Linked DNA regions of Homo sapiens: region 1 is linked to region 2. Evidence: chromatin loops called from intact Hi-C (ENCODE). Cell type or tissue: endothelial cell of umbilical vein. All regions are shown on one strand. Links, peaks and the distances in the headings refer to the core of each region. The heading gives the core; the rest is flanking DNA.

What was found. Hi-C counts contacts between places; a loop is a spot of excess contacts. Peaks named below come from ENCODE experiments on the same cell type or tissue, not always from the same donor. Only the 100,000 strongest peaks of a DNase experiment are listed, where the experiment ranks them.
Region 1: a loop joins it to region 2, with 9 times the contacts of the local background. A loop is called at or near these places in 6 of 110 quality-filtered maps.

The regions. Positions count from the first base shown.
Region 1 is chr3:99,104,635-99,114,739 of GRCh38, reverse strand. No RefSeq gene overlaps it. Among named protein-coding and RNA genes, the nearest start is that of LINC00973, 200 kb to the right of the region's middle. In endothelial cell of umbilical vein, for the core only: no CTCF peak of the experiment used is centred there; a DNase peak (open chromatin) is centred at 6,029; H3K27ac peaks cover 1,590 bases.
Region 2 is chr3:99,540,944-99,551,048 of GRCh38, reverse strand. All of the region lies in intron 1 of LOC105374007 (a long non-coding RNA gene), which reads left to right. LOC105374005 (a long non-coding RNA gene) reads left to right here and starts at 3,082. Exons shown (of 5, transcript XR_007095985.1): 1 at 3,082-5,531. In endothelial cell of umbilical vein, for the core only: no CTCF peak of the experiment used is centred there; DNase peaks (open chromatin) are centred at 4,898, 6,098 and 7,028; H3K27ac peaks cover 4,480 bases.

The DNA of each region.
Region 1 (10,105 bases), core at 3,481-8,480, 440 kb after region 2:
GCTGAGAGAGGTGCAGTGGTCACAGGCTCAGGGAACATAGTGGTCAGTCTGCTTAGAATCCCTGAAAGGCCCTCTGAAAAAGGACAGGCACAAAGCAAGACTTTCAAGACTAAATTAAGTACCTAATCCCTCGATATACAGACATTGTGGCACATCCACAAGCATCTGTGCAAGGAGCATTAAGAACATTCAGGGAAATATGATCTCACTAAATGAACAAAATAAAGTGCCAGAGACCAACCCTAAAGTGATGGAGATGTGTTATCTCCCAGACAAAAAATTCAAAATAGTTGTTTTAAGGAAGCTGAACAAACTTTAGGAAAACACAAAGAATCAATTCAGAAATTTATCAAAGAAATTTAACAGAGAGATTGAAATAATTAAAAGTGTATGTAGAAAGAAATTTAGTGAAGTGATCAGGGGCAGACATAGTGAACATGCCAGTGCAGAGGCAGTCCTCCTACTTGCTGCCTATTTTCCTTGAGTGCTTGGGTTTGCTCCATACTGCCATTCCCCTACCTAGACAAGAGGACCCCAGGTGTGCTGCTCTGTATCCCTGGCCGCTAATTTGGTGCCGTACTCCTACCTTCTGTTTGCTCATCACACGCCTTTATTTTCTAAAAGATCTCCCTATATGAGATACCACTCAAAATAATATTATTTCCAGCTTTGTGTTACATTTCTAAGGCACACATGAATTATCCCTGTGTTCCTAGAAGAGAGTTCTAATTAGATCTCGATACCTGTTTAATTCTGAACTATGAAAACTTTATTCTCATGATCAGTACTTCCCTGAGGTGCTCTTTCTACGGGAGTCTCTTTTTTCCCTTAACATGGTTTCTCTTTCTTGCCCACATGCACTCCTCAGGCATTTGATGGAAGCATACACTAACTCCTTCCTTGGAAGTGATACTGATAAATGAGTATGTATCAGGGGCAGAATGGTGACCAGTTAGCTACAAAGTCAACTTGCAGCAAAAGCACAAAAAGGTTAGCTTTTCTTTGACATCAATAATGAGGACACAATTTCTTATGATATTTCCTTAGAAATTGCAAAGTGCAGAGTGAAAATACAATGTATTTTTAGTTCTTTGCCTTTCCTCATCCGTTGAAAAAGCAAGCAACTTTTTTCTTAAATTTAAAACTCATTAATCACTTCTGGATTACAGATTAATTTTATCTGAACATTTCCATAATGTCTGAATCCACACATCAATTATGTATACACACACACACACACACACACACGTGTATGTGATTTTATTCAAAACCAGGCCATCTAAAAAATTAAAATGGGAGGCTCAAAATAAAAATGGGAGGCTCCAAATAAAACATGATTACTTTCCAAGATTTCCACTGTGTTCTGATTTCAAATATTGAATTTTTTTTCTGGGATCTGTTGTTGTTTAAATTGTCTGTTCACCAAGCCATGTTCTCAGCTGGAGCACTCAAAAGCAGGGACATATTTCTGTATATATTTTTAAGGTTCATTCACATTATGTTTGAAAGTTGCAATAAATCAACTTAATTTGAATCAGTCCATAAGTTTATATGCCTGTCTAAACTTTCTGTTTGAATATAAACCGTAAGTGCATATTTTCCCTTTAATCATTTTTTTTTCTGTTTAAATGCTGTTTCAAGACTTCAATATGTGTTTATTCGCATTGTTGATTTATTCATTCATTCACCCATTCAGCAGATATATACCATGCTTCTTCTATGTGACAGATCCTATATTGGTAAGTGTGGAGATATAAAGACAAATAAGACATGATCTCTATGTTAAAGGGCTCTCAGTCTGGCAGCGGAGTGGGGCTTTGTAGTTCACATAGCATTTTCAAATACTTATTCACCCTCAATGACCATTACAGTGGGTTTCAACTGGAATGCAATGAGAATCACCTGGGAAGCTTTAAAAAATTACCAGTGCCTGGACCCCACCTCCGGAAATTCAGATTTGATTTCTCTTGGGTCAGGCCTGGTCATGGGCATTTTTTAAAAGTTCATGAGATGATTCTACTATGCAGCCAAGATTAAGGACTGCCGTTCTACTGTTATTTAATTGCTGTGGTTCTCCTTGGACACCATACTGTTTCCCATGCCTGAGTTTTTGCTTCTCTATCCCTGTACTTACTACTTTACATTGGAATCCTTTTTCTGGTTTTCAACAACCCTCTCACCCCCTGACACACAGACACAGTTTTGAACTCCATCTTATCCATCTTGTAGACCTGAGTGCCTAGCACAGTACCTTACCCACAGTAGGAGCTCATTGTTTGTTGAACCATCTTCAACTTGATCACAAAATATACTACTTTGTGTTATCTCTTCTACTTCAGCACAAAAGATGAAATCTTCCATCTGATTAGATCTACTATTTCATTTTTGTCTCCTTCTTGCTAAGGACCCAGGGCAATTGCCCTGGAGCAAGGCAGGAGGACAGGAAAAGTGGTACTGTGATGTTCTACACTCAAAATCATCCCTCCTCACTAATTCCTATTGTTTCATACCTCAACTCCCTCTCTCTGTGCTACATTTGGCAGGAAAGTAAGGAATGTGGCCATTGACCTAAAGCAACCCAGCTCATCCAGCCAAGGTTGCTGTCGGGAACCTCAACAGATCTTCATTAAAACAATTTTTCCTACTGACCCTTAAAGATATACCCAGCTGGGTCAAAATTCAAAATATGCACCAAGTTTAGACCTTAACTGTAAAATCTATAGCACTCAATACTTACGAAATTTCTTTCTTGATAATAGATCTTTACAGTGTATTTTTCTAACGGAATGAATGTTGTTCAAATGTGTTAGGGCCATCCCAAGAAATACAAACCAAGTACTTTAATTCTTCAAACAAGTTAAACTATTAGTATTACCAAAACAATTTGTAAAATTTAATAATACAGTAAAAATAAAATATTAAATGCTTTATACTAGTTTCTGGGCTTAAAACTGACTATTTTGTTGTATATGTGAATTTTTATAAACATGAGTAGAATAAAGTTGTTTAACATCATAATATTTAATACCTTTATTTTATTGTTATTTACAAAAATTAACATATGTTACACACATATATATGTAGTATATGTCTATATGTATGTATATGTAGTGTATGCCATAAATACTAACAGAAAACATGCTCTCATAGAGCATTTTAGCTCCAGTTTCCCCACCAGAAGCATTTTAGCTCCACTTCTGCTACCAGCATAAGGACGAGTTATTCATTTGGGCATGCAATGGGGTTTGTATAACAGGAGAAGAAACCTGAAATTATGACTCAGAACTTACATAGCGTGGGACATGTGCCCCTCCTCCTCTCCATAGAGAGAGAAACATTTACCCTGAAATGCAACCAAATTTTCTCTGATTATATTTTTTTTAGCTTTGTGTGCACACTCAAATCTCATCTTGAATTGCAATGCCATAATCCCCACATGTCATGGGAGGGACCAGTGGAAGGTATTTGAATCTTGGGGACAGTTTCCCCCATGCTGTTCTCGTGATAGTGAGTGAGTTCTCAGGAGATGTGATGGTTTTTTAAGTGTCTGGCATTTCCCCTGCTGGCATTCATTCTCTCTCCTGCCACCCTGTGAAAAGGTGCCTTCTGCCATGATTGTAACTTTTCTGAGGCTTCCCCAGCCATGCAGAACTGTGAGTCGATTAAACCTATTTTATTTGTAAATTACCTTCTCTTGGGTATTTCTTCATAGCAGTGTGAGAACAGACTAATACATCTGGGAAATGGAGGGGAAGGGCTTGACCATGGAACGTAAGCAAGTGGCTCTGGAGAGATGAGTCTCTAAATCTTTCTGGAGCAATGCACCATTTCTACTTTCCAGCACATATTTGCTATTGAAACCTGAGCTATACAAAAATATAAAAGTATTCATGGAGAACTGTCTCCCAATAAAAAATGTACAGATATTTTCTGTAAATAATTTGTAACATTAACCCAATGTTCTTTCCTTTTTGTAGACCCTAGTGTTTCATGAATTTCCACACATTCTGGACACTAAGCTAGAAGTAGCCACATATCCACTCAATAGTGACAGAAACAACACCATATGAAGCAAAGCCGGGATTCCTACATTTAAAATTCTGAATCAAAGCATTAGAATATTATAATTTGGCTGCCAGATTGTTGAACATTCTGGATTCAGTGGAATACAGAAATAAAATGGTTTTCGGCTTTTTTTTTAAACGACTTTCACTATGCCAGGAGGGCTGTTCATTTACCACCTCTTTGTAAAATCTCAGTCAATTTCCATAGTTTTCCAGCCACTTCCAGTTATCAAAAAGTTCGATCCAATTTGTCATTTCAAACTTTAGTCTTTTATCCACGCTTCCTCTAGTTCAAGTTAGCTGTGGCCTGAAGAATATGGAATAAGGAAGGGGCATGGAGTGCTCCATTAACTCATCTTTGTTCCCTTGCTGAGTCCCCTTCTCTTGTGGCATGTGGGAAGCAGACAGGAGAAACGAAAGATTGGAAGCAAACGTTTCTTACTTATCTATAGCTACAGCAGTCCTCTCTGTGAGATGATCTTGATATGATGGCCCTCGAATGGACACATAAGTGGGATCTTTAGATGACCCTTGTTGGGTCTTCTAACTAAAATTTCTGCCTGAGGATATTTGGTCTAGATTGACATTGTCAATCTCCATAAGTGTCTTCCTATACTCATTCAACCCACAGCCTCTTGCTTCTAGGTTGCCTTTGCCTGGAAGATACTTTGCCTATGAGTATTGCATCCATCCTGCCATGACAGGGGGAGTGAGGTGTACCCCTGCTCCATTTTTATCCCCTCCCTCATTTATGCCATATTTCTCCAGTTCCTTTTCTTTTGCTTAATTCCACACAGAGAGCAGCTCAGCAAGTTATCCACCTGGGCATACATCCCACAGAGAATGAGATGCCAGTGGCTGTCTCCTCTAATCTCTAGGATTGGCTCCTTTGGATCTCTTGACTCAGGGAAGGAAGTGATTCCTCAAGGAACCACTATCTATCGCTTCTGTAGAGGAAGTAAAAGTGTTTCAGTTATCTCTGCTTAGACTCCAATTATTCTCAAATTTCTGTAGTCTGTATAGTTTCTGCTCATATAGATAGGTAGTCAGGATACAGTGATGTTTGAAGTAAAACAGCCAACTTGGTCATCTTTTAATAAGACCTGAAAAGGTCTGGCCCCAATAGTACTCATTAAGTAACCTTATTAGAACATGGGGATTCTATGTGTCCTTCTGCTTCTAATTCTGGATCCCTGTTTCCAATTCTGGAACAATAGCAAGTCTCACTTGACAATGTGTTAGGTAGGGTAACAAGTCCCTTAGTTTCTTAGTTAAGGGACAACTAATTAGAATTGTTCTTATTGGAATTATTCTATATATTAGAATTTCTAGTCTTAGACTGCTTCTGATACATACAAATGCATTCTTTTTATTTACATCACCAAATAATCTGCCTTCTGCTATTCAAAATTTTATTAAACACTGCTTTTCCTAAGCTAAGTAATTAATCAGGCTAATGTAATTTAATGCCAAAAGTGATTAGCAGTAAAGAATGTTCTGGCTAGAAAGAACCATTATAAACTCAGTGAAATTCTATTAAGCAGTAATAATAGTGGATTTTAAAAGGTAAAATAGTTTTTCCAAGGTTATCAAATTAATTAGTGGAAAAGATAGAACCAGAATCCTGACCTCCTGACTTCTGAAAGAGGAAATTTTCCCAAATACATCATGATTTTTGTTTTTTTGCACAAATCAGCATGACCCAACAACAAAACTCACGTGAACCAAAAACATCCAGCTAGTTATACTTATTTGATGGCATATCTCTGGGCACCATGATCTTAAATGGCCATGAAACAATTATGACATAACATAAATGATCAAATAATTCCTTTCTGTATTGTATAACCTGTCATGAGACTGAGCCATGTGTTCTGTGAAGACAGGCAAGTTCAATACTCATGCTGAGTCATACTTAAAAATTGGCACATGTATTTGGAATGCACGTGGGAAAGACATCATTGCACAAAAGTGTGTATTCAGAAGAGATAGCAAGTTTGGCTTAAAACCATAGAAACCAAGTTTCCGGGCAAAGTATGTCATTTTGCAGCTGTTTCCTGCATCTGTAACAATCTTACTACAGTTAACCAGATTAAGTTGGAGGTGTCAGGATATAACCTGGGAGCATGTCTCTTGATGACTCCTCTGGGGTGTTGGGGAATTTTAGTATAAGCAATTACTAATATATCTATAATAAGCTATTGTAAGATGTACTAAGATCAGTGAATAAGAATAATTATAACTCTAAACCATCTTTTCCACAAACTTCAAGAAGTTGAACTAACTTTGCTAAAACATCTATGGGAAATATACTTCTCTTAGGAAAATTGAGGTGGGCATATCTTTTGGGAATGTCTTTGGAAATATTTATAGGAGGGTAAGCTGACATCCAGAATAAGGAGTACAGCCCAAGAAAACTAATTTAGTTCCATAAAGTGGACATTCCAAAGTCCAAAAGCAAGGAGACACAGGGGGAACAAGGGAACCATATATATAAACCAAAAGATTATATATGTAGTGATAATGGTTCCTCAGCCCAGCTTCCTTATTTGGGCTCATTGATATAACTAATCTTTATTGAGCTCTTAACTTCTGCCAATAATGGGAATATAATAATATTAGACAAGACATGGTCTCTACCATTCAGGAATTTATTACCTCTATGGGAAATAAATTAGTACAGCAATAATTACAATGAGAAATGACACTAATTGTATCACTTCCTGCATCTTGCTTTGCATCTCTCTTATGTCTTGATATACAGTTCCTTGGGTATGCTAATATTACTCCTACTACAGGGTAAGCTCTTTGGGAATAGTGATTATGTCTTTGAGGCTTTTGCAGTGCTTGGAAATGCCAAATATTTTACAAGCAAAAGGGATTACTTTGACTATGAGCAAAGCGTTACAATTTATGAACAACTTTTAAGTCCACAAAGTCACTTGGCTAAGGGCCACTATAACCCTATGAAATGTTTAGGGCCTGTATGATTATCCCTATTTCTTAGTCAGTGAAAATGAGGTTTGGAAATCTCAAATTGATTTCCCAATGTAAGTGGTAGAAGAGGCACTAGGCTCTATTTTCCATTCCCTCTGTTATTCCTATGATTATGTGTTGCCTCCTTAGAACATGATAAATGATCCACAAGTGTGATCCATGTTTGAAAGAGAGATAGATCATGTGAGTAATCAAAAAGATGTCATAAAAATATGGCATTGAGCTTATAGTATTGCTTCAAGACCTCTCTAATATTAACCATATTTAAGAATTTTTTTGCTATTTTATTAATTTGTATTCCAATTTGCTCTTCTGATCAATATTGAGGATGCTATTTTAAGTTGAAAACTTCTAGAGAACAAGGCAATATTTTTGTATATGAGGAATAGTATTCTGAATACCTGTTGGTAATAAGTACCTGATTTTCAATGACTGGGTAATTTATCTTGAAATTTTAAGACTTAAGACCACACAATTGTAGAGCTAGAAATGACTCTAGAAATAAAGTAGTAAAATTGTCCTACATGTTTTTGCCATGTAGTGGCCTTTTTATGAGCCTCCTCCCCCCATAGTTCTCCCCTACTTATTTTTAAATATTTTGCCACTATTATTTAGTCCAAAAATAAAGAAAACATGTCACAACTCTGCAAGGAATGCACAAACTAATGTGAGATGTAAATCTGTAATTAAATAACTGTACAATAAACATATTATCCTCTATCTTACGCCCTTTCAATCTGCTTCATCTCAGGAAATGGTGCCACTGTTCACTCAGCTGCCCATGTCTCCAGCCTAGACTTCATCATTCATTCCTGTTTCCCTCATTGCCCAAATCCAATCCATTTGAAGTTTACCAGCATGGCTACTGCTCTTAATTCAGCTCAATTATCACTTCCTTAGAAAGACCATCCCTGACCTCTTGATTTAATGCAGCCAGCCTCCCTGCTGTGGTTTGAATGTGTTCCCTCCAAAATTCAGGTGTTGCCAATGTGATAGTGTTAAGAGGGAGGGCCTTTGACAAGTGATTAGGTCATGAGAGGTCCTCCCTCATGAATGGAATTAATGCCCTTATAAAAGAGGTTTCCAGCAGCATTTGGCTAGCTTGCCCTTCTGCTTTCTGCCATGTGTGCCACAGCATTCCTCTCCTCCCAGAGGATGCATCAACAAGGTTCCCTCTTGGAAGCAGTGAGTAGGTCTCACTGGAAAACCAAACCTGCCAATGTCTTAATCTTGGACTTTCCAGCCTCTAGGACTGTGGGCAATACATTTCTGTTCTTTATAAATTACAGTCTGTGTTATTTTGTTATAGTAACACTCCCCAACTTCTGCTACCCTCTATATTCTTAAACTGCTTTATTTTTATTAATGGCACTGATTACTACCTGAAGTAATATTATTTTAACATTTATTTGCTTATTATTTATTTCACACTAGAATGTATAAAAATCATGAGGTTAAGTACTTTGTATTATTCTCTGCTGTATCATCAGTTACTAGAACACATAGTGGAAAGTCAACAAATATTTGGGTGGATGACTAGAGGGATGAATATATGGACAAATGAATGGATAGACATATCAACCAATGGATTATTAAATGGATGAATACATGAATAGAATGATATAGTGAGAGTACAATGAAAAGAAATGAGGAATCATGGCTGAAGGAAAAGCTAAAGATAGATGATAATCAGTTGGGTCTTAAAAAAAAAAAGTAGAAGTTAATAAGACAAATTAGGTAGAGGGGAGCAGTGCCAGCTAAGGAAGCTAATACAGACATGAGAGTGGGTATAGATCTTTCAGTGAGTGTGGAATACAAGGTATGGATCAGAAGCCACAGGAAAAGAGCAGTTTATTAGATTGAGGCTATATATCTAAAGACCTTGTATCCTTGCTAAGGACTTTGGATTTGCTCTTTGAGTAATATGGAAGAGATTTTATAAATAAAAGTACCACGATAAGATCTGTGGTGAACATGGGTTGAGCACACTTCACAGGGAAGAGCCAGGAGTCAGGAACAGAATTTAGGGCTTACTTTCAACATTACCAACTATACTATCAACTATGAGTGGAGGACCTAGGCCAAGGATGTGGCATGAACATGAACTTGGAGAAACATAAATAGGACATATTTCTGAAATAAAATAAAGTGACAGAATTATATGGTTGCGTTTGAGAAAGGGGGAGATGAAAAACTAAGGGTGATTCCATAATGCCCTGCTTGGGACCTGACAAGAGGGTGATGGGTTAATGAAAGTAGGGAAGCCAGAGGAAGGGTCAGGAAGTAAGAGGAAAAATAAGAGTTCAGTTCAAAGGAACAATATAACATATGGGGGTTGATTCGATTTGTTGGGTAGTTGGATATTTGGTTTGGGAACTGACAGAGAGATTGATCTTAAGAGTACAATGTTTATGAGCATGAAACTATAGGTGGTAGTTTAAGCTATGAGAGTGTCCATCAAGCAAACTTTGTGTATTAATAATTATTTTCACACCTTTAACTTATAAAAATAAAGCTTCTAATCAGAGCTATTGATTAGGACCCATGCTAACACAAACATTATGTTGATGCTTTGAATATAAAACAAAGAAACTTGAATTTTTAGTTGTCTTTTGTTGAATGTATGATTTCTGAGTTTTTTTTTTAACATACTGTCAATAACAGTCCTTATTCTTTGCAAATATCTGGTAGGGAGGAAGTCTGGGGCCTTCAAGTTAGGAACCAATGACCTAGTCCAACCCTTTAGGGAAAAAATCCTTAAACCCAAGGCATTATATCAGTTTAACATTAATTAATTCTTACCTTGAACTTGAATATGGAGGCTCTGTAGCCATGGAAGCTCCTTGTGTCATCTTTAGGATTTCCCTCAGCTCATTTGATACAGAAGTAAAAGAATATGGGTTGAGCAATATATTGACCCAAAGGCCACTAAGTTCTGACCAGCTCTCATTTTACCTTTACCTATGCTCTTATCCAGGGAAGTGGGGAGATGTGCACAGGACAACAGGACAAGGAGAAGAATGACAGTGGTAAAAGGACATGAG
Region 2 (10,105 bases), core at 2,701-7,700:
AACTCAGAATATAGCTTGCCATATGGTGGACAATGAATTGATGAATGAAAAAAAAATCAATGTCATAATGGGGAAAAAGCTTACTAAACTTGGAATCAAGAGGGATCAAGACAACTGGGTTCTAATCCTGGTTCCCTCATTGACTAATTATGAATCATTTGACTTTCTTGGATCTCAGTTTCTGTACAATGAGAAGTTTGGATTGTGAACTTTTAAGACCCCAATTCCACCATTCTCAAATTCTGTGTGTGTGATGTTTTCACTTAGAGACCATCTCTATGTCTCAACCCTAGGCCCAAACAGGATTTATGGCATTTTTTTTTCTAGAGCTCTTGGGAAATAAGCACAGGACTTTTCTTCCCTCTATATCCTGTCAAGGTTGAAATCCCCTCCAGGAGGGAAGTCACAATATTTGCACCTGCACAAACATTTCAGTGGAGAATCTCCCCAAGTTGCCTACTGAAAGGAAGAAGCCAGAGTTGTGAATTCCACATGGAAAGAGATTCAATTGTGCTTTGATCAGAAAGTTCATTACATTTGCTTCAGATTGCAATGCATATTCACTCAGGCCTGCAATCACTTACTCTGTGTTAGGCAGAAATCTTAGTGGAAAAAAAATAGCATGTGTGTACAACTCCATCTGTGTGAGTGCCTGCCAGAAACATTTATGAATCACTTGTCTCCTGATAGACAACTTGCCTTCTTAGTTTGCAACCATATTTCCCACAGATGTTGCCTTTGAATTAGCCATTGTCTCATTTAGTTTTGAATGTTTTCTCTGATTTCAGACTGTAATATGGGCAAATCCCACCTACCATAAAAGCTGGCAATACTTGCCTAATATTGAAGGAAGGAGACATTTAGAGCAAGCCAGGAAGCTGGAACACCGGATCAGGAACAGACACTTCTCCGCAAGTTTAGAGTTTGGTATTTCTCAAGTCCTGGCCTGAGGGATGTTTACTCTCAGGTTATACAAAGTCCCAGCTTGGGTTCTGGAAAAATTGAACTGACAACTTTGCCTGAAAGAAGTTTCTTGCTAACTCCTAGGTACATCTTGATTTTATTAGACCATGGCTATTATTGTGAGGTTTATTCAGAGCAATGAAGATGTCACTCACCGTGTCAAATTCATAGGTATGGTGGCCTTTATTACCTGGCAACATGCATTTTGTTATACATCAAATCCATGTAGGGCCATATTATCTGGATCTCAGATGTTACTGAGAAATGTTGTAAGGTAAATAGATTTTTTGGGGAATATCTTGGACTTAGCACACTTTACTTAATAGAAATATATTTATTGTCTTCACTTTTAAGTTACTCTGCCACTTTGCCATTCAACCTCTATTGGCTCTTTATTAACTTCAATTAGATTTTTCCTTCTCTTTTCCTTTAGAGATAAAATTAAATAAAAATAAAAACTTCTAAAGCAAACTCTATTCCTTTATAAATACTGTCTAAACGTGCCAGTGGTGTGTCCAATTTTAGACACAAGAGCTTAAAGTTGAATGCAAATTTTGATTTTCTTTATAAATGAGATGATGAAAATCTATTGTGAAAAGGTTATGAGAAAAAAGCTTATCTTGTAATTGCAGCCAAGATCCAAGCCATTATTTAAGACGTGAAGCATTTGGCAACAAAGAGATTGTTGTCATTAAAAAGGAAGCCCAACGCATTATTCTTGGGCTGAGAAAAAATAATTTAGCTGTCATTGTTATTTAAGGAGTAACACCGGAAGATGGGAGACATTAAAATAAGCAGCTTTACCTCAAGAAGTGTAATATCTTCTTTTCCCTCTAAGATGCAGAGGTAGTTAATAAACATTTGATGATTGATTTAAACATATTAGAGAGAGATTCACTTGTTAGTATTTATCATCTAGCTAAATTGTATTTTTTTAATGTATACAACTGAGATGAAGCCAATAGAACTTTACCACAGTGGTTGTAAAGAGATAAGAAATTATTATTTCTCATTATACCATCAGCAGACTGAGGTCTGTAACTTGATACTTATGCAAAAGATTACTAAATTGGTAGCTATTCTTATAAAATATTCACTTTAGGAAAGAAGGTGAGAATGAGGCCACTGACGTCATCTTGGCTTGGTTTACTTAAGCCTGGGCAAAGAGGGAAAAGGGCACTGGAGATTTGCATAGGTAAGTATTTAGAAGGCACTATTGTTTTTAAAGGCTACAGAAATGTTCAATGTGCTTATCTTCAACTCCTCCCAAATAGTTCCTCCAAATGCCCCATCCCTCAGGGGTTATTGTGAATCACAGTCCAAAATAGTTTGGCTGTCTCTTTTTTCATTTGCTTCTAATGTGGTGTTCTCTCTCTTCTTGGTATGAGAGGAAAACAATGGACATCTCTCAAAGATGTTTTCAAATGGGTTTCTTAATCTAACATACTATCTCATAAATATACCTTTTCTTTGTCTATCATCATTGCCTTAACCTTGCATTGCACTTCTTTTTCCATTTTTGGGGGTGAGGAAAGAGATGGCACATTAAGCTTAGGCCATTAAGGAGAGATTAATGCAGGACTATTTTTGAGGGTGTGAGCAGCCTTAGTGGAAACCACCCAGGGAAGGTAGAGTACATTAATCTCATAGGTCTCTCATTCTCTTATCTCCTACTGGTGCTTCCCATTGACCACACCCAATTGAAAGCTCAAGGGGCTCCTTGATGCAGGTCAACCTTTGGAGCACAGAGCAGGGTGGAAAAGATTGATGTGTGTATAGAGGTGGACAAATAGAGGTTATTCAGTGCATGGATTACTTCTGGAAAGCTATCAGTTTCTTCCTTTCCTAGCACTCAATGGGCAGCTTTCTTATTCTGTCAGTTGGTGTCTTCAGCAATCCAAAACAAAAGCATAATTTTTAAAGTGAATTGGGAATTCACATTCAAAGGGAAGGGAAAATAATCCAGGATTCTACTGTATTTTTGCTTCCCATACATAGTCTTAACCAACTTAAGCAAAACATAGGAAAGTGAATCTGCTCAAATATGTAATCTTCCCTTGTAGTCCCAAGTGCAGTATAAATGAATATGGAATGATATGTTGTAAATTATTCCAGCCACGTGCAAGTAATTGAGAGCTCATCATAGTAAAATTTTTAGTTTTTCTTACTATAATTCTATTTAATTTAGAGTATTCCTCCCTTTTCTCTATTTTTATTCCTTCTCCAATCAGTTTTTTCAATCTGTACTTTCTTGTCTTATGCGCTTTTAAATACATACCCTACTTTTTTTCCCTGATGCTGATGAAACCATTATTGCAATTAGCTAAGATACCATCAGTAGTGTGTTGCTTTCACCCTCCTTCCAGAATAGGCAGTTATAAACTAGGTTCTTCAGAGTGAGAATTCTTGACCAAGGAAAATGTTTTAAAGATTGACTTTTTATATATTAACCTCTTCTCTTTCAAAACCTCTACCTTGTAGTAGGTTATGGAAAACTCCTTCATCTCATGGGGGATGTAAATTTTGCTTAAGTTTGTGAATGTCTCCTAGTCCTCATGCCATTTCTCCATCAGACTAATGGCATTCCTTCAGGTATCATCTAAATGCCATTTTTTTTTTCAGGGAAGGTGCCTGTAAGTCCCAAGACAAGGATAAATCTTCTGTTGTGAAACTACACTATAATTCATCTCTTATATCTGTCTTGGTCTGATTGTAAGCTTCAGAAGAGCAGAAACAACCAGTGTTCTGTCTACTTCCACATCTCCTGACACCAATCATGTAGTAGACACTGATTAAAGACTTACTGAGTGGAAATTGAATCTGACCTAGTTAAAGACCAACCAAGCTGCAACCAGGCTGGTTTGGAAGCTCAAGAGCTTTATCAGTCATGGTAGGCTACACCACACTGTCAGGCTTTTTAACAGAGACATTTTTTTTTGTTTTTTTTAACAAAAAGACATGGTTTGGTCAGTAGCAGGATTAAATGTAGAATTTTGCATTTAGCTGCAAATACAGTGGAATTGCAAGTTTATTGCAATTTACAAAATTCCAAAAGATATGGCAAATATTTTTGCCTATTGCATTTTTGTAAGTATTTATTTTGGGAAGAGGCTGAAAATTTAACCTTCTTTTCATGGTCTCTTTCTTGTCTTATTTATGTCTAAAAGAAACTGATATGAAATGAACTGGAAACTTTAGGATTCTCTTTGTTCTTTTTAAACTCTTATTAAAACAATATGGAGAGAACACTGAAATTGGTCTCATAAGCTCCAGATTCCAGTTCCCAATCAACCATGTTTTCTCTTCTATAAAACACAGACAATAATAATGCCAATTGCATAGAATTGTTGTGAAGATTAACTGAGATGATTCATATAAGACATTGAGTGCAGGGCCTAGCAAATAGTAAGTGCTCATTAAATGATGATGATGGTGATGATAATGGTGATGGATGCTAAATTACTTAATATATCTGAATACTTCCTGTTTAATCTACATCACAGTATTGGGAAGTCATGTAAAAATGAGAAAAAAATATATGAAAGCACTCTGGAAACTACTTAATTCTAATGTACAACATTAATAATAGTAACAATGGGAGTGGTAAGTAATGGTAAGCATAAATGTTTCACGTGGATCTAACTCCTAAGTCATGCAAGGAGCACTCAGTTCTGTTCAGAACATACTGTGTTCTCTTTCTCTTTCTGTTTCCTTGCTTGGGAAATCAAGAGTTATGACTGGGAATGTAGTTTAAATGAGCCAGCAAAACACTCATCAAACGGTTTATTTTCCTAATCTTGGTGTATCAATTTCAAAACCTGAAAAGTTCATTTCATATTTCACAGGCTCTTTTATATATAGTGTCATAAATGCCAAGAAAGTTGTTGACTTAACTTTACATTTGTGAAAAGTAACCCTTAGTTGGCAAACAAATACTCCTGAACTGAAGGAGATAAGCTTCCTGTATACTTGCAAGTCGCTGCTTTTTGTTTTGTTTCATTTTCAAAAAACAAAAGACTTTTGGTTGCTTAAATTCTTATCACAAATAGCACAAATTTCCAGATTCTCAGCTGTGTTGAGGTCTCTAGCAGAAGTTCATTGCATTTTCTGCCAGCATTCTCCTTTAGAGGTGCTTTTACAACCAATCTTTAAGCTTGCTAAGGTTCAAATCACAGCTAACTCTTCCTGTTCAAAGCCACTGAAGAAAGACATATTTCAGAGAATCTAAACGTGGGAAAATTCTGTGCATAATCTCAGAACTTCAACTTTCTATCCCATCAAATTTGACTTAATAAAACTTCTCTTTCTCTCCTCTTTGTTTAGCAATATTAATGAAAAATGAATACAGGGTAAGAAACAGAAGGAAAAGAGGCAAAAATAGAGTATGGAGTACTTAAAATTTGTAACTAGCCTTTGAAGCATTTTTATTCATGTTATTCGGCAGATGCCTTCTGAAAAGTTTTCTGTTCAACAGAGTCATAAAATGTTAGCCCTAGAAGGTGCCTTGAAGACCACGATGAGTTAACTTTCTTCCTTTGCCAAGGAAGAAGCGATTACTTCAGCAACTGGTGGGTATCTCTTATATACGAGTGTTATGCTCACTGTGCTTTTCTGCATCTCTCTTGTTAGGTCTTGGTTATCACATAAACACTTGCCAGCAATCAGTATAATCAGTGTTGGCAAAACACAAATGTTAATGCCTTTTAATCAGCTAGGCTTTTAGAAAACTTGGGCTGAAAGCCCGGAATAATCCTACTTAGCTCTACAGATGAATGGTGCAGCAAGTTTTAAGAATTTTCATTCTTAATTAATGATGGTGACAGAAATGGCAGTTGTGTTCACAGTGATAGAAAAAAACCACATAGTCATGTGTTGTGTGGGCATGTGGGTGTGTGTGTCCTGACCTCACCACATGTTTCACATTCCCAACTTTCTTCTTACATTTCCTTCTAGCTTCTGTATTATTTAGCAATAAGCCTGGGGCAAGACACTGCCTCTGCTACCAAATGTTAGTGGAGCAAATACACCATTAATATTTCTTTGGCACGTGGGGAGGCGGGACATCTATGCAGTTTGTCCTTCCCAGATATCCTCATGTAGACCAAGTTGACCAATTTCTTTTCATAACTCAGGCCCTTTTGGCCGTGGGCCTATCTCTGTTCCTTCCATTTCCTTTCACTGCTTCCTGATAAGAAGTATAAGATTTGATGCCCTGAGTCAGAGGGTGAGGATATTTCTACTGCTAGCACATGCAGGTCAAAATCTGCTAGCACTTCTGCGGTTCCACACCCATGGATTCAACCAAATGCAGATTGAAAATATTCGGAAAAATAATTGCATCTGTACTGAATAGTACAGACTTTTTTTCTTGTCATTATCCCCTAAGTAGTACAGTATAATAGCTACTTACATAGCATTTATGTGTATTAGATATTATAACTACTCTAGAGGTGACTTAAAGATTATGAGAGAATGTACATAGGCTATATGCGAATACTATCTCATTTTATATCAGGGACTTGAGCATCCTCGAATTTTGGTATCTGTGGGGGCTACTGAAACCAATCCCCCACTGATAACAAGAGAGGACTGAAACCTTGGAACCTAGTAGTTGACACCTTAGAACCTAGGCATTTAATAACAACAAAAAAAGCCATTTATTCACTTAAGCTTGTGATTTTGGAACAAATTTTTGATGAGTAATCAGGATGAATAATAAAATTTACTTGATTATAAGAAAAGAGCTGCATTTCAAGAACTATGTTCACCTAAACATATTCTCCATAATTAGAACACTTTGGATTTAAAATCTTACCCTGAAGTACGTGCCAGTGATTGCCCTAAAAACCTTTCTATGGACAGTTACATATCCTTGATGAAATGAGCACTATAGGGACACCACTGTCTAGTTTCACCCTAATACTTCTGCTGAGGCTTTTCCTCCACACCTCCACAGCCTCTCTGCCTGTCAAGAACTCTACTCTTTGGGAGGGGCTTAAAGTACCCTAAGCTGTAGAACACAATGAGGGGTCTATGTAGTGTCTCTGATGGAGAGCAGCATACTCCAGGCATGAGTGAGCATCTTTTTGCTGGCACTTCCACCGTGGCTTGCCAGCAGCTGTTGATGCATGGTGTTTTCTGAGAGAGATGAGCAGCTAATGTGATCCTTTAGCATAAGCAGATGAGGAACTCAAGCAAGGGACCTTGAGGTGGGAGAGGATGTGGGGATGGGCTGCAAAAAGTGGTTTTGCTTTGACTTCCAAGAGGATCCCTGTGCTGGACAGACAGACTGTTTTCTAATACATCAGCTTCTTCTAGTCATAGATCCCTCCCCCACATCAGGGTTCTCCTCTACCCAAAGTTGTTTAATTGGTATTCTTTGAGAAACACTTTTATTGTCTGAGATTATGACCTTTCCCCATTTTTAAACTTAAAATGCTTGTTGTTCACAAAATGAGGGTGATGATAGATGGTATTTCTTATTTTTGATGGGCCAACTTGGCAAAATTGACACTTGGCAGTTTTCTGACAATTCTCTACATTTTACAAAAAATTTACTGGTTGTTGAATTCCCAAAGTTGCGAAACTAGGGTGTTCAGGTCTTCGGAACAAGGGTAGCCAGGAAAGCTTGGAGGGGAAAAGGAAGATCTTGCAGACACTATAAATAAGGCAGACAAGGACATTGAGTGCCAGAGGAAGGGAGGAGCAAACAGGTACTAGACAGGAAATGGGTTAAGTCAGAGGAAGTGAGATTAAGCAGCAAGGAATGGGCCTTGCAAAATCGATAGAAAGGAATGTGAAAAAGAAGTGACCTCAGGGGCAGGGTTGCAGCACAGGTGCTGGTGCATGTGGTAGTCTTGGAACTGGAATAAATGCCAGGTAAGTCAGACCTTGAAACCCCACTGCTACTTTGTCACAATGAAGGAGTAGAGGTTGCTAGAGGCTTCTGATTCAGTAGAAAGGGAACTCAGATGTGATATCTTCCTTCAACTTAGAACACACATAGTGGGGCTAGCCATGGGGTTTTCTGTGTTAGCAGAGGGAGGGAAATGTGATAACAGTGTCACAGGCTGCCAGGACAAGGGGAGACAGGCACCTCTCCAAAATCTCCAGAACATAACAGGAAATAGCAAGATCAGCATCTTCACCCAAAACAGATATTGTTAATGTTTTTAACACTTACATCCAAATATAATGGATGATAAAACAGATAATACATTGCTGTTTCAATTCATATTTTCCTGATTAGTAGAGATTCGACAGCTTTTCTGACTTTCAGAGTCATTTGTACTTCTTTTCAAATTGCCTATTTGAAATTGACCATTTAGTTTTCTGGCTATTAGAATGTATTAAGGGATAGAATATGGTGTGGTTTTGTTTTTGCTTTTTTAGAGACAGTGTTTCACTCTGTTGCCTAGGCTGGAGTGTAGTGGCAAGATCATAACACGTTGCAGCCTTGAACTCCTGAGTTTTTTAAATTTTTACCTACCTATTTACATATGAGATTAAGATCTTGACCTTGGACTCAGAGAGCCTGGGTTCAACTCTTGGCTTTGCTACTTATGTGTGATCTACTTCTTAGAGCTTCAAGTACATAATCATTAATGAGGAAATTCTATGTAAAGGGCTTAGCACAAGATTTGGCACCGTACATGAATGGTTGTGATTGTATTTAATAAAAAAAAATTCAGATCACTAATAATAAAGACCAACTCCACTCATCCACTCTAGTCAGTTAATTCTGCTTCAACCTGAAACTTAGGCTGGGGTTCACACTGGGGTTTCTATTCTGAGTTGTGCTGTTAACTGCTATTCCTGAGATACAGGATAAACACTATAGATATAGATATGGATGAGATATTATTGCACCTCATCTGCTCACTTTATTATGTATTAGTTACCTCTTATAAATAGTTTAGAAACTAATGATTAATGATATTCATATATAATCATATCTAAGATCTATATCTGGTATAACTATTCTTGTTTTATATTTTATTATACTGGAACAGCTCGTGTCCTTGGTCTCTTGCCTCGGCGCCTGGGTGGCTTGCTGCCCACAACAATCGTTATTGAGTTGTAAGTTATGATAGCAATAACTGAAGTGAATGATGCTTTGAGTATATGAAAAAGGGAATAAAGTTCCAGTTTTCCGCTAGAATATTTTGGAGAATTATTTGTCATTATTATCAATAACTATAATATGAAACTGTTAATATAATTTAAAATATCCTTATACCAAAGGTATAACTAAGGTCATTTCATGAAAATTGATAATTTCTCTTAAGAATTCTATTAAGAATATATGTGACTAAATAATTTTGAGAGAAAATATGGAATGTTTCTTCTTTTTCCTCTTATTACTGAATTATGTGTAAAGCTATAAAATGTTACATAAAGGACTTATAAATGTCACCCCAGTCTCTCTTACCAATAATTTTTATTTTATGAAACTGGAATTTCTATTAAAATGAAATAGGTAGAATTAGGAATTTACAGTAATAATCTTGATAGCTCTGTGCTTCAGAGACTATTTCCCATTGATCTCTACAAATTACATGGAACTTTTGAGAGGAAGCAGATGTTATGTCCTCTTGGTGGATATCAAATGCATGTGGTCATGAAGGGGCTTGTTGAGTGAAAGCATGCAAGAAACCAGACTGGCATCACAATCTAAGTCTGTCAGTTCCCAAAAGTGGACCCCTGGGGCTCAAACAAAGCCAAGGGTTGAGGCAATTAGGCTGATGATTACTTCAACTGCCCTGCTTCTTGCATCTCTAAATGGTGCTTCTATCAATTCTAGGAAAATGAACAATTATGAAACAGTGTTTGGATTTACTTCTAACTCAGGTGGCTTTCCTCATTATAATCCTATAGGCTGTGGCGAATGGCATAATGTCTATTCATCTCCAGGTTTTGCAGAATGAAAGAGATAAAGTAAATGGGACATAATTCTTTATTTTAGAAGGAATTTGTTTTCTAAATGAGAATGTAAATGGGATGATACGTATGAACATGGACATGACAGTATCAGGTCATCACTGAGAACAACCAAGCATCTGCTGGTAGCCTGTGTGATAAAACTTCAGCTGAATGGACAGAAATATCATCAGAAACAAAGTTTGTGTTGGTGGACTGACAC